Linked DNA regions of Homo sapiens: region 2 is linked to region 1. A link is a loop called in an ENCODE intact Hi-C map of the cell type or tissue named here. Cell type or tissue: Caco-2. All regions are shown on one strand. Links, peaks and the distances in the headings refer to the core of each region. The heading gives the core; the rest is flanking DNA.

Region 1 (16,800 bases), core at 3,400-11,399:
GCTGATCTTTTTTTCTCTTCTAGAGATCCTCTATGTGGACCAAGCCTGCCTGATCTACACACACACACACATATGCACACGCACACGTTCAAACTTATTCAAATCCTTTATATCATTTCTTATGTGAACTGCTTAATTTTGAGGGAGGTTTTAAAAATATTTTATCATGATTATGGATTTATAAAATTTTTATTTTGTCAGTTTTTTGCTTTTTGTATGTTGAAGTCATGCTGTCAGATGCTTTAAGGCACATAATTGTTATATAATTTAATTGACAAAACAATCTCTAGCCATAGTTCTCTCAGGCCTTGTTAATGTTATTCATTTTAATTTGCTTAATAGTAGTATTGTTATCCCATTTTCACTTTGTTAGTTTTTATCAGAAATATATTTTTTCATTTCTTAATTTTCAGTACTTTAGTTACATCTGTTATAAACAGCATTATTTTAGTTTTAACAAGAAGATTTATAGATTTCTCATGACTTATATTTTCAGTTTTGTGGCTCAGGTTTTCCTTTTGTTGGAGTTCTATGAGATTTTTTTCTTCATCTCCTCTATTCATTGCTATTATCAACTAAGATGATTTTGATTGGGAGAGCCTCAACTCAGGCTGGTTTAAAAAATAGGGAAATTTCAGCACTTACTCTAGGCAGGGATAATAAAATAAAAACAATAGGGTCGGTGGCTCATGCCTGTAATACCAGCACTTCGGGAGGCCGAGTCGGGTGGGTCACTTGAGGTCAGGAGTTCAAAACCAGCCTGGCCAACATGGTGAAACCCCATCCCTACTAAAAATACAAAAATTAGTCCAGGCACGGTGGCGGTAATCCCAGCACTTTGGGAGGCCGAAGTGGGTGGATCATCTGAGGTCAGGAGTTCAAGATCAACCTGGCCAACATGGTGAAATCCTGTCTCTACTAAAAATAAAAAAATTAACTGGGCGTGGTGGTGGGCACCTATAGTCCCAGCTATTTGGGAAGCTGAGGCAGGAGAATTGCTTGAACCTGGGAGGTGGAGGTTGCAGTGAGCCGAGGTTGCACCACTGCCCTCCAGCCTGGGTGACAGCGTGAGACTCTGTCTCAAAAAATAAAAAAATAAAAAATTAACTGGGCATGCTAGTGCATGCCTATATTCCCAGCTACTTGGGAGGCTAAGGCAGGAGAATCGCTTGAACCCAGGGGTCGGAAGTTGTAGTGAGCCGAGATCGCATCACTGCCCTCCAACCTGGGCGACAGAACAAGACTCTGTTTCAAAAAAATAAATAAATTAATTAAATAAAGGGATAATTTACTACTTCACATAATAGTGTTACAATAGCCATGTGGCTCAGATATGTTCCCTAGTGGTAAGAAATCTCTATGCCTCACCTTCTTTGGTGGTGTTCAACCCCCATATGTGGTTTTTTCCCCTTTTGCTTACCAACCCCCAGAACAATTCCTGTTGGCCCAAATATGTTACTGGTGGTGAATCCATACGGTTCTGCAGCAACCTCAATTCTTGCCTCTTGAGAAGAAATAATTTGAGGGGCATAAGGCAAAGGAGAGACAGGCAAATATTAGAGGAGGAGTGAAAGTTTATTACAAAGTTGTAGAGCAGGAAATGAAAGGAAGTAAAGTACACTTGGAAGAGGGCCAAGTGAACATCTTGGAGGTCAAGTGCACTATTTGACCTTGGCCTTAGGGTTTTATATGCTGGCCTACATCTGGCATCTAGGATCGCTTTTCTGGTGGAATGCCTCTGAAAGGTAATATACCAGTTAAACTCTGCCGTTTTGCCTGTTAATGTGCATGCTTGAGGTTACTCGCCCAACTCCTGAGATCTTATCAGGAAGCTGCTGATCACTAGTCTTAGGTGTTTCGTATATGTTGGGAGACTGCCTTTCCCTGGTGTTGGCTGTGACCAGTTATATTATGGAGACAGTTAACCACCTGATCATCACCTGATGGCCACCTGGGATGTGGGGGGAACCCTCTCCTGCCCCACTTATGCCTGTCTAGCTACCTACTGTAACAATAGAAAGCCTACATTTGGACATGCTTCAGAGCTGTTTGACTCTGGTTCAGTGATGTCATGCAGGTATTTCTAGCTCTCATCATGCTTTTCTTCAGTGGCAGCTTCATTCTCATACTGGTAGCAAGTGTTTCCAGGCATCACACCCAGAAACAACCACATCCAGAGGATGAAGAGAGACTACATTTTTGGTGCTCTCCTAGGAACAAGATAACTCCCTCAAAACTTGCCATGAGAGTTCCCATCATGAATCTTTGTGTCAAATTCCTGAGGCAATCTCTGGCAATATATGCAAAATTATGTTTTGCTGCTCCCTGGATGTAGGGGTTGGATCAGCTTCCACCAAGGTATTTAGCTGCCTGGGGAAATGGGTGGATAACTGAATTACATTGGTATTACTCTGTTAGGAAGGAAAAAGTAGGTAGGGGAGAATGTTGAATAAGCCGGGAATACTGTCCCCTACAAATGTTCAAGGATTTTCCTTTTATTTATTCGTTCTTCAAAACCTCAAGAAATTATTATTATTATTATTATTATTATTATTATTATTATTATTATTATTTTTGAGAGAGGGTCTCACTGTCTCCCGGGCTAGAGTTCAGTAGTGCAAACATAGCTCACTATAGTCTCAACCTCCTTGGCTCATGTGATCCTCCTGCCTCAGCCTCTGAAGTAGCTGAGACCACAGGTGTGTGCCACCACACCCAACCAATTTTTTTATTTTTAAATTTTCGTAGAGACAGGGTCTTGCCATGTTGCCCAGGCTAAGAAATTCTACTAGAGAGGTTAAGTAGTCTTCTTGGTTCCTTGCTGGAAAACAAAAATTCCATAAACAAAGTTTTGCTTTATGAAAGGGGAATGATTTTATAACGTAACTTGACATACTAGTAATTTAATATTTGTATTATGAATCTAGTCATTGTTTGGGATCAGGCCACATCACCCCAAAGTCTCTATGACTGCAGGAGACCATAATATACCACCCCAAAATATGCCTCTTTGATGAACTGATTATTTTGAACTGCTTATTTTAAGAAACTGCAGATGCAGGAGTAGTTCTGAAAAGGTGCCCATTTGTAAGATAAATTTACACAGGAAATCTCCACTTTTAAGTGCCAGGCAAGGTGTCAAAGCCCGGGCAGTGAAGACTGGTTGGCTCCCTGCTGGTAAAAGAATTTACCAACAATAGTATAGGTTTGAAAAGGAAAGTTTTATTAGAAAGAACACTGCAGCAGAGTGTACTGGGACACTTCAGCAAGAGAGGACTGAGTGTGCAGTTGTGGATTTTCCGTAGGGGTATTTATGGACCTTAAAGCAGGAGCTTAAGGATACTTTGGACCATATTAGTAATGTAGGTCATGATAAATGGTTACATGTGTAGACATTTTGGTGCCTTGATGTCAGCGAAGTTTGCACAATGGGTTTCAACATGCGTGCATTCTGGAGATGTATTGAAATTCTTGTTACTTACACATTTTTGGGAAAGAGGCCTGATACCAGATGTGGCTTTAGTCAGAGGTGTCCAATATATATATATTTTTATACTTTAAGTTCTGGGGTACATGTGCAGCATGTGCAGGTTTGTTACATAGGTATACATGTGCCATGGTGGTTTGCTGCACCCGTCAATCCGTCATCTACATTAGGTATTTCTCCTAATGCTATCCCTCCCACCAACAGGCCCCGGTGTGTGATGTTCCCCTCCCCGTGTCCATGTGTTCTCATTGTTCAACTCCCACTTACGAGTGAGAACATGCAGTGTTTGGTTTTCTATTGTGTTAATTTGCTGAAAATGATGGTTTCCAGCTTCATCCATGTCCCTGCGAGGGACATGAACTCTTCGTTTTTTATGGCTGCACAGTATTCCATGGTGTATATGTGCCACATTTTCTTAATCCAGTGTATCATTGATGAGCATTTGGGTTGGTTCCAAGTCTTTGCTATTGTGAACGGTGCCACAGTAAACATACGTGTGCATGTGTCTTTATAGTAGAATGATTTATAATCCTTTGGATATATACCCAGTAATGGGATTGCTGGGTCAAATGGTATTTCTAGTTCTAGATCCTTGAGGAATCGCCACATTGTCTTCCACAGTGGTTGAACTAAATTACGCTCCCACCAACAGTGTAAAAGCATTCCTATTTCTCCTCACCCTCTCCACCATCTGTTGTTTCCTGACTTTTTAATGATCACCATTCTAACTGGTATGAGGTGTTATCTCATTGTGGTTTTGATTTGCATTTCTCTAATGACCAGTGATGATGAGCTTTTTTTCATATGTTTGTTGGCTGCATAAATGGCTTCCTTTGAGAAGTGTCTGTTCTCATATCCTTTGCCCACTTTTTGATGGGGTTGTTTTTTTTTTTTTTTTTTTGTAAATTTGTTTAAGTTCCTTGTAGATTCTGGATATTAGCCCTTTGTCAGATGGATAGATTGCAAAAATTTTCTCCCATTCTGTAGGTTGCCTGTTCACTCTCATGGTGGTTTCTTTTGCTGTGCAGAAGCTCTTTAGTTTAATTAGATCCATTTGTCTATTTTGGCTTTTGTTGCCATTGCTTTTGGTATTCCAGACATGAAGTCCTTGCCCATGCCTATGTCCTGAATGGTATTGCCTAGGTTTTCTTCTAGGCTTTTTATGGTTTTAGGTCTTATGTTTAAATCTTTAATCCATCTTCAGTTAATTTTTGTATAAGGTATAAGGAAGGGAACCAGTCTCAGCTTTCTGCATATGGCTAGCCAGTTTTCCCAGCACCATTTATTAAATAGGGAATCCTTTCCCCATTGTTTGTTTTTGTCAGGTTTGTGAAAGATCAGATGGTTGTAGATGTGTGGTGTTATTTCTGAGGCCTCCGTTATGTTCCTTTGGTCTATGTATCTGTTTTGGTATAAGTACCATGCTGTTTTGGTTACTGAAGCCTTGTAGTGTAGTTTGAAGTCAGGTAGCGTGATGCCTCCAGCTTTGTTCATTTTGCTTAGGATTGTCTTGGCAATGTGGGCTCTTTTTTGGTTCCCTATGAACTTTAAAGTAGTTTTTTCCAATTCTGTGAAGAAAGTCAATGTTAGCTTGATGGGGATAGCACTGAATCTATAAATTACTTTAGACAGTGTGGCCATTTTCACAATATTGATTCTTCCTATCCATGAGCATGGAATGTATTTCCATTTATTTGTGTTCTCTCTTATTTCATTGAGCAGTGGTTTGTAGTTCTCCTTGAAGAGTTCCTTCACATCCCTTTTAAGTTGGATTCCTAGGTATTTTATTCTCTTTGTAGCAATTGTGAATGGGAGTTCACTCATGATTTGGCTCTCTGTTTGTCTGTTATTGGTGTATAAGAATGCTTGTGATTTTTGCACATTGGTTTTGTATCCTGAGACTTTGCTGAAGTTACTTATCAGCTTAAGGAGATTTTGGGCTGAGACGATGGGGTTTTCTAAATATACAATCATGTCATCTGCAAACAGAGACAATTTGACTTCTTCTTTTCCTAAACCAGGAAGAAGTCGAATCCCTGAATAGACCAATAACAAATTCTGAAATTGGGGCAGTAATTAATAGCCTACCAACAAAAAAATCCAGGACCTGACAGATTCACAGCCGAATTCTACCAGAGGTACAAAAAGGGGCTGGTACCATTCCTTCTGGAACTATTCCAAACAATAGAAAAAGAGGAAATTCTTCCTAACTCATTTTATGAGGCCAGCATCATCCTGATACCAAAACCTGACAGAGACAGAACAAATAGGAAAATTTCAGGCCAGTATCCCTGATGAACATTGATGCGAAAATCCCCAATAAAATACTGGCAAACTGAATTCAGCAGCACATCAAAAACTTATCCACCACGATCAAGTCGGCTTCTTCCCTGGGATGCAAGGCTGGTTGAAAATACGCAAATCAATAAACGTAGTCCATCCCATAAAGAGAACCAAAGACAAAAACCACATGATTATCTCAATAGATGCAGAAAAGGTCTTCAACAAAATTCAACAGTTCTTCATGCTAAAAACTCTCAATAAACTAGGCATTGATGGAACGTATCTCAAAATAATAAGCGCTGTTTATGACAAACCCACAGCTAATATCATACTGAATAGGCAAAAACTGGAAACATTCCCTTTGAAAACTGGCACAAGACAAGGAGGCCCTCTCTTACCACTCCTATTCAACATAGTATTGGAAGTTCTGGCCAGGGCAATCAGGCAAAAGAAAGAAATAACGGATATTAAATTAGCGTTGTCCAATATTTTGCCTGCCTTGGGCCACATTAGAAGAAGAATTGTGTTGGGCCACACAAAATACACTAACACTAATGATAGCTGATTAGCTTAAAAAAATCACAAAAAATCTCTTATAGTGTTTTAAGAAAGCTCATGAATTTGTGTTGGGCTGCATGCAAACCTGTCCCAGGCCACATGCAGCTTGTGAACTGTGGGCTGGACAAGCGTGTTTTAGATTGTGCACCCAAAATATCTGAGATGGGTCTCAACCAATTTAGAAAGTTTATTTGGCCAGCATTAAGGATGCACCTGTGATGCAGCCTCAGGAGGTCCTAATGACATGTGCCCAAAGTGTTTGGGTTACAGCTTGCTTTTATACATTTTATACATATATATATGTATCATCAATCAATATGTATAAGATGTACATTGGTTTGGTTGGGAAAGATGGGATGGGAAAGATGGGACAACTTGAAAGAGGGGAGGGCATGGGGGGGCTTCCAGGTCATAAGTAAATAACAGACAAAATGTTGCATTCTTTTGAGTCCTTGATCAGCCTTCCACAGAATACACAATTTAATATGGCTCAATGAATCTGTATTTTTACATAAACAGTAGGGCAGAGGAAGCAATCAGATATGCATTTGTCTCAGATAGCAGAGGGATGATTTTCTGTGCTGCACCTGTGAAGATAAGCTATCAGTTTGTTGTCAGTGAAATTCAACAGAACTCCTTTAGGGTAAAGATCTTGAGGCCCACAAGGAATTTCCTTGTGGGCAAATTGTGAGGGAGGTATGTAGCTCTTTTATCTTTTTAGCTATCTTATTTTGGAATAAAATGGGAGGCAGGTTTGTAGTTCCCTGCTTGACTTTTCCCTTGACTTGTGATTTTGGGGTCCTGAGATTTATTTTCCTTTCACAAGATAATAGGGAAGTGTAATTACTTCTTGAATTCCTCAGATAAGGGGCTTTGCCTCCAGATGGTCTGCTTGATGGCCGAGGTGATCTTTCCTCTCCTCAGTAAGGATATCTTCTTTGCACAAAGAAGAGAGGGATGACTAAATGGAGAAGGTGCCCTCAGATAACAAATCTTACCTTTGTGTAAGGTGCTTTTCCTGGCTCTCTCATCTTAACCAGGCTTTTTCCCCATGCTCTTTTTCTCTGTACTCTAAAAAATTACTTATTCCTTACATGTCTTTCTTGTATATATGAAAATATACATGTTAATAAACCTTTTCTCCTGTTAACCTATCTTTTGTTACAGGGAGTCCCAGTGAAGAACTATGAATGGTAGAGAAAATTATTTTTTCTTCCTTACATTATTATCACTTGTTGTAGATAACAAGGATATCCCTCAGTTAACTCATGACTGCAGATCATTATATTGGCCTTTTGTTTACCATATATTTACCCTACTTCCCCAATAAGAATCACAGAACCTTTTCTGGTCAACAGAGAAGTTTCTTCTTAAAGAATCTGGCCTCATCCAAGGAGAGACCTGGCCTTTGTCTTGGCTCCTAGGAGGTAATCTCTAAGCTATTGGAATTTCCTAAGTGATAGGAATGTCTTTGTTATTCTTGGTGGGCCCCTCAGACCACAAGGCTAGTTAGTGCTAATAAGGTGATTCATGGCCTGAGTGCTGTGGTTTATGCCCCTAATCCCAGCACTTTGGGAGGCTGAAGTGGGAGGATAGCTTGAGCCCACGAGTTGGAGACCAACTTGGCTGATGTGATGAGACCCCCATCTCTAAAAATAATAATAAAAAAAAATTAGCCAGGCATGGCAGCGTGTGCCTGTGATCCCAGCTACTTGGGAAGCTGAGGTGGGAGGATTGCTTGAGCCCAGGAGGTTGAGGCTGTAGTGAGTTATGATGGCACCACTGCACTCTAGCCTGGATGAAGGAGTGACACCCTATCTCAAAATAAAATAAGGTGTGTAATGGTGGGCCCCCATGATGTCAGACTGACCTCCTGGGAAGAAGGGAGAGCTGATGCCTACATTTAACCTGTGGCCAATGAATTAACCATTAAGCCTGAATAAAACCCCTGGACATAGACAGTAGGATGAGCTTTGCCTTGTACAGGTATTGTAGCCCACTGTGGCTGGGAGGAAGTAACACTGGCTATGGATCCATGGGTAGAGGTTAACGGAAAGCTCAGCATTTGCGATGTGGACAGGAGACAGGGAAATACTGGGTAGAAGAAGGGCGTTTCCCCAGCAAAGGCCCCATTCTCAAGCCTGGAGACCCATGGCCCTAACTGAGAACAGGCACTTCTGTTTTTGTGCCCCAAAAGTTGCCTTTTGGTTTGCCTTGCCCCTGTATCCTGTACCCAAATAAACCCCGAACCTCAGGCTCCAGAAGCAGATGAGGAGACAAAGAGACAAGGAGATAAGGAGGCAAATGGTAGAATGGCACAGCAGAGAAAGAAGAGAAGGAATGTCTGAACACAAAGAGGAGTTCGGCTGGGGGCAGTCTGAGAGATGTTCAGCTGCTGGATGACCAAACTCCAGGGGAAGATCATCTTCCCACTCCATCCCCACTTCCAGCTCCCCATCCATCCTGCTGAGAGCCACCTCCACCACTCATTAAAACCTCTGCATTCATCCTTCAAGCCCGTGTGTGACCCAATTCTTTCAGGACACTGGGCAAGAGCTCAGGATACAGAAAGCTGTCACACTAGCCCTCTGCTCTTGTGAAAAGGCAGAGGGCCCATTGAGCTGGTTAACACTTAAGCCATCTGAGGAAGGCAAGGTTAAAAGAGCATTGTGACACTGGGGCCGCAGGCACCCACCCCTAGAGACTACTATGGGGCTGGAGTCCACATCACTCACCCTAGGTACTCCACCTCCCTGTCTGCATGCTCCCCCACCTGTCAAGGATTTGAGCACCAAACAGGTGAGCCACACCCCTGTTGCACGTCCTGAGAGGGGGGTCAAGGAACTCTCCTATTTCATTTGGACCCCTCCACAACTCCACCCGATGCATCTCTTCCTTTGGCTGGTTACTGAGAATATACAAGCTTTCAGTACTATGAATCTTGCAAGCAAGTTATTGAATCTGAGGGTGATTTTGGGAAACTCAAAACTTATAGTTGGTGTCAGAAGGCTTGCAGTCTGGAGAATTGTGCCCTCACTTTTTAGTTAGTCTAACTCCAAGTATGCTGCTATATCATATAGTAGGAAGAACCTGTCTGTGGGTCTTATTTGTATCTTTGCCTGGAAGTTGATTGTCAAAGATTCAGTTGGAGATGGGGGAGGCTGACAAGAAGATACTCACAGGAAGGTTATCACACAACTATCTATGATAATAGGGCTTGTACCTGTAGTCTTTGACACTTAGAACAGTCTCCCTCTTAACAAGACATGCTATATTTTTTTCTGCTTGCCCAGCTTTTGTCATCATGAAGTTACACATATTTTCCACCTGTCCTCAAATTGGAATTATGGTCAGAGGACTTTGAAGGTGTATTTGAACCACAACAGTGATAGTAGAGCATCATGCATAAACAAATAAATTTAGTAGTCCAGTTATTTTATTTTATTTTATTGAGCCTGGGTTTTGCTCTGTTGCCCAGGCTGGAGTACAGTGGCATGATCATAGCCTACTGCAGTCTCAACCTCCTGGGCTCAAGTGATCCTTCCCAAGTAGCTGGGACCACAGGCATGTGCCACTATGCCCAACTAGATTTTTTTTTCTTTTTAAGACAAAGTCTTGCTCTGTCACCCAGGCTGGAGTGCAGTGGCACCATCTTGGCACACTGAAACCTCCACTTCCTGGGCAAGTGATCCTCCACCTCAGCCTCCCGAGTAGCTGGGACTATAGGTGTGTGCCACTACACCCAGCTATATTTTTTAAAGTATTTTTTGTAAAGAGGGGGTTTTTCCATGTTGCCCAAGTTGGTCTTAAATTCCTGGGCTTAAGTGATCTGCCTACCTTGGCCTCCCAAAGTGTTAAGATTACAGGAGTGAGCCCCCACACCTTGCCAAACTCTTATTTTTTAAAGAAATCTCTTTTCTCATATCTGATGTTTTGAAATTTAGGTTGGTTGTATTTTGTTGGCAATTTATTTCCATATACTTAGTCTTCTAGAAGTTTCTCAATTTTATGGTCTGTTATTATTCACCTCCTGGATTTTCGATGCTGCCATAGATTAATTTTTATATTTATTTTGTCATTTAAAAGAAGATATTGGGAGGGAGAAGAAGTAAACAAGGGCATTCAGTCAGCTATCTTGATCTCAAAAACATATTTATAAATCAGAATAAAAGTCATTTTTTGACTAAGAAGTTGGAACAAGAATAAAATAAGCAAAATGCCCTAGTAATTATGGAATGTACTAGTTAGCCACTGCCAGGTACAAAACCACCCTCAAAGCTCAGTGGCTTAAAATGCTTATTATTTCTGAGTTTGTGAGTTGGCTGTGGTCAGCTGGTCTAGGCAGGGCTTGAATGATTGGCTCAGCTGGCCTTGGTTAGACTCACATCTGTGGCCAGCTGGTATTCAGTTGATTTAGACTCAATGGGGTTGAGGAGACTGCTGAGAAGGTTTTCTCATCCTTCTGCCACTAAAGAGCTAGCTCAGACACGATCTTCTCATAACAAAGGCAGAGACGCAAAAGTAAGTGAAATTGAATAAGTACTTTTCAAGCCTCTACTTGCATCCCAGCTAATTTCCCATGGCTAAAGAAAGTCACAGGGGCAAGCCCAGAATCATGGTGGGAGGACACTGCAAAGTTACATGGCAAAGTTTATGGGTACAGAGAGAAGTGAGGTGTTTATGCAAACTTCCCTCCAGAATTGTGATTCTCAAATGCAAGGAAATATAAAACCAGTTGGAGATATTTGAAATGGTCTTTGGAAGCAATGTGCATTATTTTGTTAACCCAACCTATTCTTTAATGCTTAATTTAAATATCACCTTTTTCATTAATGTTTCATGATTCTCATAATGGTTAGTATTTTCATCCTTTTCAGATTTGTCACTGAGATATGAAGCAGCATTTTGAATCACATGCAGTTATAATCATCCAAAGGGCAGTAGTTTTGTTTTGTTCTGTTTTCCTCAGCATTTTGTGAGTTATGCTGTTTTTTTTTTGTTTTTGTTTGTTTTTTTTGTCAGAGGCAAGCTTGTAGACAACAAGAAAAACATACTATAGTGATAGTCTAATGATAATTGCTACCATGTATGCATAGTGTATTGAGCTACTCTGTGTACTGTTCAAAGCACATTACTTACGCTAAATCTTTTTAATACAAATTGTTATGAGGTCTTCTGTTAAGCAAAACTTCATGTGAGAGTTCAAGTTAAACAACCAATATGCTTTTCTGCTTCAAAAATTAATGTCTATTAAATAACAGCATAAGTCATTGAACTCTTTTCTAATAGCTGCTTTTATTTTTATGTTAAGGGAATGATATGTAAACCAGAAATAAATTCTAAGTCCCCCCAACCATCTGAATGGACTTCCTTTTCAGCCAGGGCACTCTTAAAACTTAACCTGAAAGACTGGTTCAGGCCATGACGGGAAGTGGGGGTAGGACATGCCTCATTATACCTGTCCAGCATTAACATCAGCACAGACTTTAAGTCTGATAAGAAACATTTTACAACCTATTCCCTTTACTACCTGAAGGCTTCCTTTGCAAATAAGAATTTTGGTCTCCACAATCCTTTATCTTAACCCAGACATTCCTTTCTATTGATCTCAGGTCTTCAGATAAACTCAACCAATTGTCAACCAGAACATTTTTAAATCTACCTATAAGCTGGAAGCTCTGCCCCACTGCCCCCACCACTTTGAGTTGTCCTGCCTTTCTGGACCAAACCAATGTATTTCTTGAAAGTATTTGATTAAAGTCCTATGTCTCCCTAAAATATATAAAACCAAGCTGCACCCTGAACACCTTGGGAACATGTTCTTAGGACATCCTGATGGCTGTCTCACGGGGGCATGTCCCTCATATTTGGCTCAGAATTAATCTCTTCAAATAATTTACAGAGTTTGACTCTTTTCATCACCAGATATGATAAAGATTGTGCCATCTTTTGCCAGATTTTCACTGTTATTAGTTACTGCTTGGTTTTTACTTTGTTCTCTGCAACTTTGTTTTTAGATCTTTTTGCTTTAAAAGAAAATTACCTTGGAGCAATTTTTAGCTGAATAACCTATTAACTGCCTGTTTAGGCCTCCAGCTAAGGCAGTATTCTCCACCAACTGCCCCCACCCCCGCCCCATGCCCAGCACTAATAATCTCATCATTACTGTGCCTGCAAGAATCTCACTTGGGCCTGGATGGGTTTGGACCAAGGCCCAGTTAAATGGCTTCACTGGTGAGCTTGGCTTCTGAGGTGTCCTTCAGACCTTTTGTTTTCCACTGAACAATGAAGGTAAAAATTTTGTTAGTGACTTCAGTCTCTCTCTGCAGCCAGTATAAAAATTTAACTCCAAACATTGAATTATAATGTTTCATTTGGGAACAACCCTTATTTTGGAATTAGCTAACTCAAATGATTTCCTGTTACTGATAGTAGTGGTTCAATTATATACAAACATTTTATTTATTCATTATAACCGTCTCATTTATTTATTTATTTTCTTCAACTTTTAAGTTCCAGGATACATGTACAGGATGTGCAGGTTTGTTACATAGGTAAATGTGTGCTATGGTGATTTGCTACACAGAGCAATCCATCACCTAGGTATTAAGCCCAGCATCCATTAGCTATTCTTCCTAATGCTCCCCTTGCCCCCAACAGGCCCCAGTGTGTGTTGTTATCCCCGTGTGTCTATGTGTTCTCATTGTTCAGCTCCCACTTATAAGTGAGAACATGAGGTGTTTGGTTTTCTGTTCCTGTGTTATTCTGCTGAAGATAACAGCTTCCAGCTTCATCCATGTTCCTGCAGAGGACATGACCTCATTTCTTTCTATGGCTGCATAGTATTCCATGATGTATAGGTACCACATTTTCTTTATCCGATCTATCATTGATGGGCATTTGGGTTGATTCCATGTCTTTGCTATTGTGAAATGTGCTGCAATGAGCATACATGCGTGTGTATCTTTATAGTAGAATGATTTATATTCCTCTGGGTATATACCCAGTAATGGGATTGCTGGGTCAAATATTATTTCTGCTTCTAGATCTTTGAGGAATCACCAGACTGTCTTCCACAATGGTTGAACTAATTTACACTCCCACCAACAGTGTAAAAGTGTTCTTTTTTCTCTGCAACCTCACCAGCATCTGTTGTTTTTTGACTTTTTAGTAACTGCCATTCTGACTGGTGTGAGGTGCTATCTCATTGTGGTTTTGATATGCATTTCTCTAATGATCGGTGATGCTGAGCTTTTTTTCATATGTTTGTTGGCCACATGAATGTCTTCTTTTGAGAAGTGTCTGTTCATGTCCTTTGCCCACTTTTTAATGGGGTTGTTTATTTTTTTCTTGTAAATTTGTTTAAATCTTTTGTAGACTCTGGATATTAGACTTATGTTAGATGGATAGATAGCAAAATTTTCTCCCATTCTGTAGGTTGTCTGTTCACTCTGATGATAGTTTCTTTTGCTGTGCAGAAGCTCCTTAATTTAGTTAGGTCCCATTTGTCAGTTTTTGTCTTTGTTGAAATTGCTTTTGGTATTTTCTTCATAAAGTATTTGCCTGTGCCAATGACCTAGATTTTCTTCTAGAATTTTTATAGTTTTGGGTTTTACATTTAAATCTTTAAGTGATCTTCAGTTAATTTTTGTGTAAAGTGTAAGAAAGGGGTCCAGTTTCAATTTTCTGCATATGATTAGCCAGTTGTCCCAGTACCATTTATTAGTGAATCCTGTCTCCATTGCTTGTTTTTGTCAGGTTCGTCGAAGATCAGATCATAACTATCTCATTTAATAGGCAACACTTTTCTTTCCCTCAAGTAAGTTGACATGAAATCATAGGAGGTCCTCTACTTGCAAGCTGGAGAACAATCTCAAAATTTAGTAATACTGTATCCTGAAAACAGTTATATGTGGCAATATACTAAATTACCACGAGGTGGCATAATTTCCTCATTAAAACTGACTTTCAGGGTTCTAAATTGGATTTCCTCTAGTCTTTTGACTTTACAGGGCAAGATTTCAATTTTATTTATTTTGTTACTCCTGTGGAAAAGAGAAAGAACAACAATTTACTAACTTCTGTACCTGTAACAGCAAGGGAAAATATTAAATTCTTCTATTACATATACATTTTAAATTTTATATATTTAAGGTGTACAACATAATGTTTTCATATACATGTTCATAGTGAAATGATTTCCGCCAAGCAAATTAACAGATTCATCTCACATGGTTACTTTTTTTTTGGACAAGGTCTAGCTCTGTCTCAGGCTGGAGTGCAGTGGCCTGATCATGGTTCATGGCAACTTCTTATCTCCTGGGCTCAAGTGATCCTCCCACCTCAGCCTACCAAGTAGTTAGAACTACAAGCATGTCTATGCTTGCTATTTTTTTAAAATTTATTTTTTGTACAGATGAGGGTCTCACTAGGTTGCCAGGCTGGTCTCGAACTCATGGACTCAAGCAATCCTCCTGCCTCAGCCTCCCAAAGTACTGGAATTAGAGGAGTGAACCACTACACCTAGCCAGTTACATTTGTTTGTATGTGGTAAAGTACCTAAAAGCTACTCTTTTTGCTAATTTCTGGTATACAATACAATATGTATTATTAACTGTATTCCTCATGCTGTGCTTTATATCTCTAGGGCTATTTATCTTACATAACTGAAATTCTGTACTTTTTGACCTCCATTTCTCCATCTCCCTCTCGCTCACCTTTGGCAGCCACCTTTCTACTATTTCTATGTATTCGAGTTTTTTTTTTTTAAGTTTCCATGTATAAGTGAAATCGTGCAGTATTTTCTATCTGTGTCTGATTTATTTCATTCACTATTCACTTAGCATAATGTCCTCTAGGTTTATCCATGTTGTGGCAAATGGCAGGATTTCCTTCTTTTTAAATAATTTGTTTTTATTATGTATTATTTTTAATTGTATTATTTTAGTATATTTTTATTTACAAATATATATTATGTTGATATTATAAACATAATATATAGTAAATATATATTTATGATATATATAATAGAATAATGTATATAAGAAAATATATAATATATAAATATATTTATTCATACATAAATATTTATATTTAGTATATTAGTATTATTATTTTTTATGAATTTCCTTCTTTGTTAAGGTTGAATAATATACATCCATATTGTGGCTATTGTGATTAATGCTGTGATGAGCATGGGTGCACTTTGGCTCTGTGTCCCCACCCAAATCTCATGTCAAATTGTAATCTCCAGTGTTGGAGGAGGGGCCTGGTGGGTGGTGATTAAATCATGGAGGCTGACTTCGCCCTTGCTGTTCTTATTTGGTGAGTGAGTTCTCATGAGATCTCATTGTCGTAAAAGTGTGGAGCACCTCCCCCATCTCTTTTTCTGTCTCCTGCTCCACAGTGTGAAGATGTGCTTGCTTCCCCTTCTGCTGTGATTGTGTTTCCTGAGGCCTCCCAGCCAAGCTTCCTGTACAGCCTGCGGAACTATGAGTTAACTTAACCTCTTTTCTTCATAAATTACCCAGTCTCAGGTAGTTCTTTTTTTTTTTTTTTTTTTTTTTGAGATAGAGTCTCACTGTGTCACCCAGGCTGGAATGCAGTGGTGCAATCTCGGCTCACTGCAACCTCTGACTACCAGGTTCAAGTGATTCTCCTGCCTCAGCCTCCCAAGTAGCTGGGACTACCAGTGCCCGCCACCATGCCTGGCTAATTTTTGTATTTTTAGTAGAGATGAGGTTTCACTATGTTGGCCCTGGTGGTCTTGAACTCCTGACCTTGTAATACGCCTGCCTCGGCCTCCCAAAGTGCTGGGATTACAGGCGTGAGCCACCACACCTGGCCTCAGGTAGTTCTTTATGGCAATGTGAGGACAGACTAACATAGAAAATTGATACCAGAGAAGTGGGGCATTGCTACAAAGATACCTGAAAATGTGGAAGCAGCTTCAGAAGTGGGTAATGAACAGAATTTGGAACAGTTTGGCAGGCTTAGAAGAAGGCAGGAAGATGAAGGAAAGTTTGGACCATTCTAGAGACTTGTTGAATGGTTGTGACCAAAATGCTGATAGTGATATGGAAAATGAAGTTCAGGCTGAGGAGGTCTCAGCTGGAGATGAGGAACTTATTAGGAGCTGGAGATAAGAAGATTCTAAGCAGGAAAGCATTCAAGAAGGGACCTGGCTGCTTCTAACAGCATACACTCATATGCATGCCCAAAGAGATTATCTGAAACTGGAATATATATATATGTGTGTGTATATATATGTGTGTGTGTGTGTGTATATGTGTGTGTCTGTGTGTGTGTATATATGACACACACATATACACACACACACACACACATATATATATACATATATATATTTTTTGAGATGGAGTCTCTCTCTGTCAACCAGGCTGGAGTGCAGTGGTGCCATCTTGGCTCACTGCAACCTCCACCTCCCTGGTTCAAACAATTCCCCTGCCTCA
Region 2 (8,000 bases), core at 1-8,000, 340 kb after region 1:
CCCAGGTGAGGTGATTCCTCACCCTGCTTCAGCTCAGGCTCCATGCACTGCACCCACTGTCCTGTACCCACTGTCTCACAATCCCCAGTGAGATGAACCCAGTACCTCAGTTGGAAATGCAAAAATCATTCATCTTCTGCATCGCTCATGCTGGGAGCTGTAGACTGGAGCTGTTCCTATTCAGCCATCTTGGCTCCAAATGTTCTCAACTTTTATTTTGAAGTGCACGTTCATGTGTCTTACATAGGTATATTGTGTGATGCTGAAGTTTAGGGTACAAATAATGCCATCACACAGGTAGTGAGACTAGTACCCAATAGGTAGTTTTTCAGCCCTTGCCTTTATATCTCTCTACCCTCTATAGTAATTCCTTGTGTATTTTTTCCATCTTTGTGTCCCACTTTTATATGAGAACATGTGGTATTTGGATTTCTGTTGCTGCATTAATTCCCTCAAGATAATGGCTTCCAGCTACATCTATGTTGCTGCAAAGACATGATTTTTTTTAATGGCTGCATAGCATTTCATGGTGTATATACACCACATTTTGTTTATGTGACACATGATTGGTTGGTTCTATGTCTTTACTATTGTGAATAGTGCAGGAATGGACATACTAGCACGTGTCGTTTTGGTAGAACAATTTGTTTTCCTCTGGGTACATACTCAGTAGTGGAATTGCTGCATCGAATGGTAGTTCTGCTTTTAGTTCTTTGAGAAATCTCAAAACTGGTTTCCATAGTGGCTGAACTAACTTACATTCCCACCAGTAGTATATAAGTGTTCTGTTTTCTCTGCAGTCTCACCAACATCTGTTATTTTTTGGCTTTTTAATCATATCCATTTTGATTGGCATGAGATGATATCTCATTGTGGTTTTGATTTGCATTTCTCTGATGATTAGTGATGTTGAGTGTTTTCTCATATGCTTGTTGGCCATGTGTGTGTCTTCTTTGGAAGGACATATGTCCTTTGCCCACTTTTTAATGGGGTTACTTGTTTTTTAACTTGTTGAATTGTCTAACTTCCTTATAGATTCTCGCTATTGAAACATTGTTGGATTCACAGTTTGCAAATATTTTGTCCCATTCTGTAGGTTGTCTGTTTATTCTGTTGATAGTTTCTCTTGCTGTGCAGAAGCTCTTTAATTAGGTCCCACTTGTCAATATTCATTTTGGTTACAATTGCTTTTGAGGAGTTATTCATAAGTTCTTTGCTAAAGCCTGTATCCAGAATGTTATTTTATAGATATTTTTCCATCAGATTCTTATAGTTTGAGGTCTTAAATTTAGATCATTAATCCATTTCGAGTTAATTATTGTATATGGTTCAAGGAAGTGTTTCAGTTTCATTCTGCATATGGCTAGTCAGTTATCCTCATTCAATTTACTAAATAGAGAATTCTTTCCTCATTGATTATTTTTTGTCAACTTTGTTGAAGATCAGATGGCTATAGGTGTGTGGCTTTATTTCTGGCTTCTCTACTTCTGTTCAATTTGTGTTTTGTACCAGTTACATGCTCTCTTGGTTACTGTAGCTTACAGTATAGTTTGAAGTCAATGTGAAGCTTCCCACTGTTCTTTTTGTTTAGGATTGCTTTGGATTTGGGCTCTTCTTTGGTTCCATATGAATTTTAGAATAAAATAATATTGGTAGTTTGATAGGAATAGCATTGAATCTGTAGATAGCTTTGGGCAGTCTAGCCATTTTAATGATATTGATTGTTTCAATCCATAAGCCTGAACTGTTTTTCCATTTGTTTGTGTCATCTATGATTTTGTTCATCAGTATTTTGTAGCTCTCCTTGTAGAGACCTTTTTGCCCCCTTTGTTAGTTGTATTCCTAGGTTTTTTCTTGTGGCTATTGTAAATGGGATTGAGTTCTTGATTGGCTTTCAGGATGAACATTTTTGGTGTTTAAAAATGCTACAGATTTTTGCATATTTATTTTGTGTACTGAAATCTCACTGAAGTTGTATGTCAGTTCCAGGAGTTTTTGGAAAGTTCTTTAGGGTTTTCTAGGTCTGAATTGGGTCTTCTAGGTCTGAGATGGGTCTTCTACTTCTACTAGTAGGAGATGGGCCTTGCAATCTTGAAGACAGTAGAAGGATGGGTCTTATTTTTAATCCAACTTCCTACTCTTTGCCTTTTATGTGGAGCATTTAGACTTTATCTTCAATGTTAACACTGATATATGAGGTTTTGATTCTATTGTGAAGTTGTTAGCTGGTTGTTTTGTAGTTTCTATTGTGTGATTGCTTTATAGAGTCTGTGGGCTATATACTTAAGTGTGTTTTGTGGTAGCAGGTATTGTTCTTTCACTTCCATATTTAGAACTCCCTTAATGATCTCTTATAAGGCTGGTCTAATGGTAACAGATTTTCCTGGTAGTTACTTGTTTGGACAAGATTGTATTTCTTCCTTGATTTTGAAGCATAGTTTGGCAAAATATAAAATTCTTTTTTGTAATTTTTATTAAAATGAATGTTGAAAATAGGCTGAGCATCCTTTTAGCTTGACAAGGTTCTCTTTGTATGTGATCTGATTTTTTTCTCTAGCTGCCTTTAAAATTATTTTTTAGCCTTGACTTTGGACAGCCTGGTGAGTAAATGCCTTGGTGATGTTAATTTTGTATAGTGTCTCACATATATTCCCTGGGTTTATTGTATTTGGATGTCTACCTTTCTAGCAAGTTTGGGAAAATTTTCTCAACTTATTAGCCCAAATGTATTTTCTAGATTGTTTACTTTTTCTTCTCTCTCAGGAATGCCAATAATTCCTAGGTTTACTCCTTTTAAATAATCAGATATTTCTTGAAGACTGTTCATTTATTAAAATTATTTTTTCTTTATTTTTGTCTGACTTGGTTAGTTCAAAAGACTGGTGTTCAAGCTCTGAAATTGGTCCAGTCTATTGATAAACGCTTCAATTGAATTCTGAAATTCCTTAAGTGACTCTTTCAATTCCAGAAGCTTTGATTGATTTCTTTTTAAGATGTTTACTTCTCGCTCCATTTCCTGGACTGCTTTAGTAGTTTGTTTGCATTAATTTTCAACCCTGCCTTGGATCACTGAGCTTACTTGCAGTCCATATTTTGAATAGTTTATCTGTCATTTCTGAGTTGCCAGTTTGGTTAGGGTTCATTGCTGGGGAGTTCATGTGATCCTTTGGAGGTTTTACGACATTCAGACATTTCATGGTGCCAGAAGTCTTATGCTGGTTTCTTCTTATTTGGAGAGGCTGCCGCTTCTGATTTTTGAAATTATTTTTGTGCAGATAGAATTGTTTTTCTCTCCCTATTTTTGTTCTTTCCTTTTTCTCTTCCCCTTCCTATGGGATGTGACTATAAAGTATGTTGGGTAGGGCCTTTGACTTGGATTCTATAGCTGTGTTCACTTCTGTGGGTAGTTTTATATTGGCCTGTGCAGTTTGACATACATGTCAGTAGATGGCACTTATGAGCAAAAGCCAGCTGTGACTAGGACAACTTGATATAGCACAGCTTGATCCTTGTTTTCTGGGGGAACTTCTCTGTTTCCTCAGATAATCTGTTCATCTGTGGAATTCAGAGTAGTCTGGGCTCCCTGCTGAGCCCCAGGGGGATAAAGATCGGTGTCACTGGACTGGGCAGTCCTGTCTACAGGTCCCCTAATGGCAGGCACTAGCACCAGCACTGAGAGACAACTGATTTTTGCATTGATCTTGTACCCTGAAATTATGCTGAAATCATTTATTAGCTCTACTTATTTTCTATCTGTATTGCATGAGATTTTTCTATATAGAGAGAATCATGTTTCAGTCAAATACACATGATTTGAATTTTTCCTTTCCTATTTGAATGTGTTTTATTTTATTTCTTGCCTAATTGCTCTGGCTAGAACTTCCAATACTATGTTTAATAGTAGTAAAAATGGACATCCTTGTTTTTTTTCTTTTCTTTCTGATTTTAAGTTACAAGTTTTAGTCTTTCACAATTTAGTATGCTTTAGCTTTGCAGTTTTCATAAATATGCTTTATTATGATAAAGGAGTTTTATTTCATTTATAGTTTTCTGAGTGTTTTTGTTATGATGGGTATTAAAAGTTGTCAATTTTTTTTTCTGCATCTAATGAGATGAACATGATTTTCTCTTTTATTCTGATATGGTGTAGTGCACTGATTGACTTTCTTGTTGAACCACTTTTGAATTTCTGGGATAAATCTCACTTGCTTATTGTGAGATTTATTTTTATAATGTTTATTATTATAATTTTTTAATTTTGTAAAAAATTGTTGCAAAATACACATAACATAAAAGTTTCTGTATTAATCATTTTAAGTGCATAGTATTTTGGTATTAATTACATTCACATTGTTGTGCAAATGTCACTGCCATACATCTGTAGAATTCTTTTCATCTTGCAAAACAGAAACTTTATACCCATTTAATAATAACTCTTGGCCGGGCATTGTAGATCATGTCTGTAATCCCAGCACTTTGGGAGGTTGAGGTGGGCAGATTGGATGAGCTCAGGAGTTCGAGACTAGCCTGGGTAACATGGCAAAACCCTGTCTCTACCAACAAAGCAATCAACAAACAAAATGAAAGTAACATAATTTCCTCAACTGTGCAAACTAATTCATATTAATAATTCCATGAAATGTGTCCATAGTAACACAAGAGCAGAAGATGGGCCTTGTAAAGGTGGCCCACCACATTATTTGAGGTCTTTGTCAGTCTTATCTGCCAGATACTGTGTGGACTAACTGCAGTTAAAATTCCCATTCCCTTATCACTTGCCCTGAAATTTATCTGAAATCAAAGGGAATGGGTTGCCCAAAGAGAAGTGTCCAGAGACGTGGATGATGCGACAAGAAATGTTGTAGAACCACACCCCCACCTCAAATGATAACTCTACATTTCTCCCTTCCACCACCCCATGGCAACCAACATTCTACTTTGTGTCTCTATAAAATCGAGTATGCTGGGTACCTCATAAAAGTGGAATCATTACATATTTGCCTTTTGTGACTGGTTTATTTCACTTAGCCTAATGTTATGTTCTCAGGGTTCATTCATGTTTTTGCATGTGTCAGATTTTTCTTCCTTTCTAAGGGTGAATAATATTCCGTTGTATGTATAAACCAAGTTTGCTTACCCATTTATCTGTTGATGGGCACTTGGATTACTTTCACCTTTTGACTTTTTGAGTAATGCTATTATGAATATGGGTAAAAAAATATCTCTTTGATGTGCTGCTTTCAATTCTTTTGGGTATAAATAACCCAAAAGAATAACCCACCACGCCTGGTTAATTTTTTGTATCTTTAGTAGAAACTGAGTTTCACCATGTTGGCCAGGCTGGTCTCAAACTCCTGACCCTGTGATCCACCCACCTCAGCCTCCCAAAGTGCTGGAATTATAGGTGTGAGCCACGTCGCCCGGCCTACATTTATTGATTTGCATATGTTGAACCAGGCTTGCATCCCAGGGATGAAGCCAACTTGATCGTGGTGGATAAGCTTTTTGATGTGCTGCTGGATTCAGTTTACCAGTATTTTGTTGAGGATTTTCGCATGGATGTTCATCAGGGATATTGGCCTGAAATTTTCTTTTTTTTGTTTTATGTCTGCCAAGTTTTGGTATCAGGATGATTCTTCCCTTATAAAATGAGTTAGGAAAGAGTGCGTCTTTTTCTACTGTTTGGAGTAGTTTCAGAAGGAATGGTACCAGCTCCTCTTTGTACCTCTGGTAGAATTCGGCTGTGAATCCTTCAGGTCCTGGGCTTTTTTTTTGCTTGGTGAGCTATTCCTTGCTGCCTCAATTTCAGAACTTGTTATTGGTCTCTTCACGGATTCGACTTCTTCCTGGTTTGGTCTTGGGAGGGTGTGTCTAGGAATTTATCCATTTCTTCTAGATTTTCTAGTTTATTTGCATAGAGGTGTTTATAGTATTCTCTGATGGTAGTTTGTATTCCTGTAGGATCAGTGGTGATATCCCCTTTATCATTTTTTTGTTCTCTCTATTTGATTCTTCTTTCTTTTCTTCTTTATTAGTCTGGCTAGCAGCCTATTTTGTTAATCTTTTCAGAAAATTAGCTCCTGTATTCTTTGATATTTTGAAGGGATTTTCCTGTCTCTATCTCCTTCAATTCTGCTCTGATCTTAGTTATTTTTTGTCTTCTGCTAGGTTTTGAATTTGTTTGCTCTTGGTTTTCTAGTTCTTTTAAATGTGTTGTTAGGGTGTTGATTTTAGATCTTTCCTGCTTTCTCCTCTGGACATTTAGTGCTATAATTTTCCCTCTAAACACTGCTTTAGCTGTGTCTTAGAGATTCTGGTACACTGTGTCCTTGTTCTCATTGGTTTCAAAGAACATCTTTATTTTGCCTTCATTTTGTCATTTACCCAGTAGTCATTCAGAGCAGGTTGTTCAGTTTCCATGTAGTTGTGCAGTTTTGAGTGAGTTTCTTAATCCTGAGTTTTAATTTGATGGCACTGTGGTCTAATAGGTTGTTTGCTTTAATTTCTGTTCTTTTGTATTTGCTGATGGGTGTTTTACTTCCAATTATGTGGTCAATTTTAGAATAAGTGTGAAGTGGTGCTGAGAAGAATGCATATTCTGTTGATTTAGGGTGGAGAGTTCTTTAGATGTCTATTATGCCCGCTTGGTCCAGAGCTTAGTTCAAGTCCTGGAGATCCTAGTTAACCTTCTGTCTCATTGATCTGTCTAATATTGACAGTGGGGTGTTAAAGCCTCCATCTATTATTGTGTGGGAGCCTAAGCCTCTTTGTAGGTCTTTAAGAACTTGCTTTATGAATCTGGGTGCTCCTGTATTGGGTGTGTATCTATTTAGGATAGTTAGCTGTTCTCGTTGCATTGATCCCTTTAACATTATATGATACCACCCCTTTTTTTAATCTTTGTTGGTTTAAAGTGCGTTTTATCAGAGACTAGGATTGCAACCCCTGCTTTGTTTTGCTTTCCATTTGCTTGGTAAATATTCCTCCATCCCTTTATTTTGAGCCTATGTGTGTCTTTTCACGTGAGATGGGTCTCCTGAATACAGCACATTGATGGGTCTTGACTCTATCCAATTTGCCAGTCTGTGTCTTTTAATTGGGGCATTTAGCCTGTTTACATTTAAGGTTAATATTGTGTGTGGATTTAATCCTGCCATTATGATGCTAGCTGATTATTTTGCCTTTTAGTTGATGCAGTTTTTTTTATAGTGTTGACGGTCTTTACAAAATTTGGTATGTTTTTGCAGTGGCTGTTCCCAGTTGATCCTTTCCATATTTAGTGTTTCCTTCAGGAGCTCTTGTAAGGCAGGCTTGGTGATGACAAAATCCCCTTGTGGTGATGGGCTTCCCTTTGTGGTAACCCGACCTTTCTTTCTGGCTTCCCTTAACATTTTTCCTTTCTTTTAACCTTGGTGAATCTGACAATTATGTGTCTTGGGGTTGCCCTTCTTGAGGAGTATCATTGTGGGTGTTTTCTGTATTTCCTGAATTTGAATGTTGGTCTGTCTTGCTAGATTGTGGAAGTTCTCCTGGATAATATCCTGAAGAATGTTTTACAACTTGGTTCCATTCTCCCCATCACTTTCAGGTACACCAATCAAACGTAGATTTGGTCTTTTCACATAGCGCCACATTTCTTGGAGGCTATGTTCATTTCTTTTTATTCTTATTTTTTAACTTTTTTCTTCACATTTTATTTCATTAAGTTGACCTTGAATCTCTGATATCCTTTCTTCTGCTTTATCAATTTGGCTATTGATATTTATTTATGCTTCACAAAGTTCTCATTCTGTGTTCTTCAGCTCCATCAGGTCACTCATGTTCTTCTCTAGTTAGCAATTCGTCTAACATTTTTTCAAGGTTCTTAGCTTCTTTGCAATGGGTTAGAACATGCTCCTTTAGCTCAGTGGAGTTTGTTATTACACACCTTCTGAAGCCTACTTCTGTCAATTCATCAAATTCTTTCTCTGTCCAGTTTTGTCCCCTTGCTGGCAAGGAGT

The links. A loop is a pair of places that touch in the nucleus more often than their neighbours do. Peaks named below come from ENCODE experiments on the same cell type or tissue, not always from the same donor. Only the 100,000 strongest peaks of a DNase experiment are listed, where the experiment ranks them.
Region 2: it touches region 1 in a loop (5-fold over the local background); 4 of 110 quality-filtered maps call a loop at or near these places.

The regions. Positions count from the first base shown.
Region 1 is chr10:94,615,937-94,632,736 of GRCh38, forward strand. No RefSeq gene overlaps it. Among named protein-coding and RNA genes, the nearest start is that of CYP2C18, 59 kb to the right of the region's middle. RefSeq lists an enhancer at 10,435-10,936. In Caco-2, for the core only: no CTCF peak of the experiment used is centred there; DNase peaks (open chromatin) are centred at 7,215 and 7,825.
Region 2 is chr10:94,960,563-94,968,562 of GRCh38, forward strand. All of the region lies in intron 5 of CYP2C9 (cytochrome P450 family 2 subfamily C member 9), which reads left to right. Among named protein-coding and RNA genes, the nearest start is that of CYP2C9, 26 kb to the left of the region's middle. In Caco-2, for the core only: CTCF peaks have their summits at 3,429 (motif pointing right) and 3,630; a DNase peak (open chromatin) is centred at 3,549.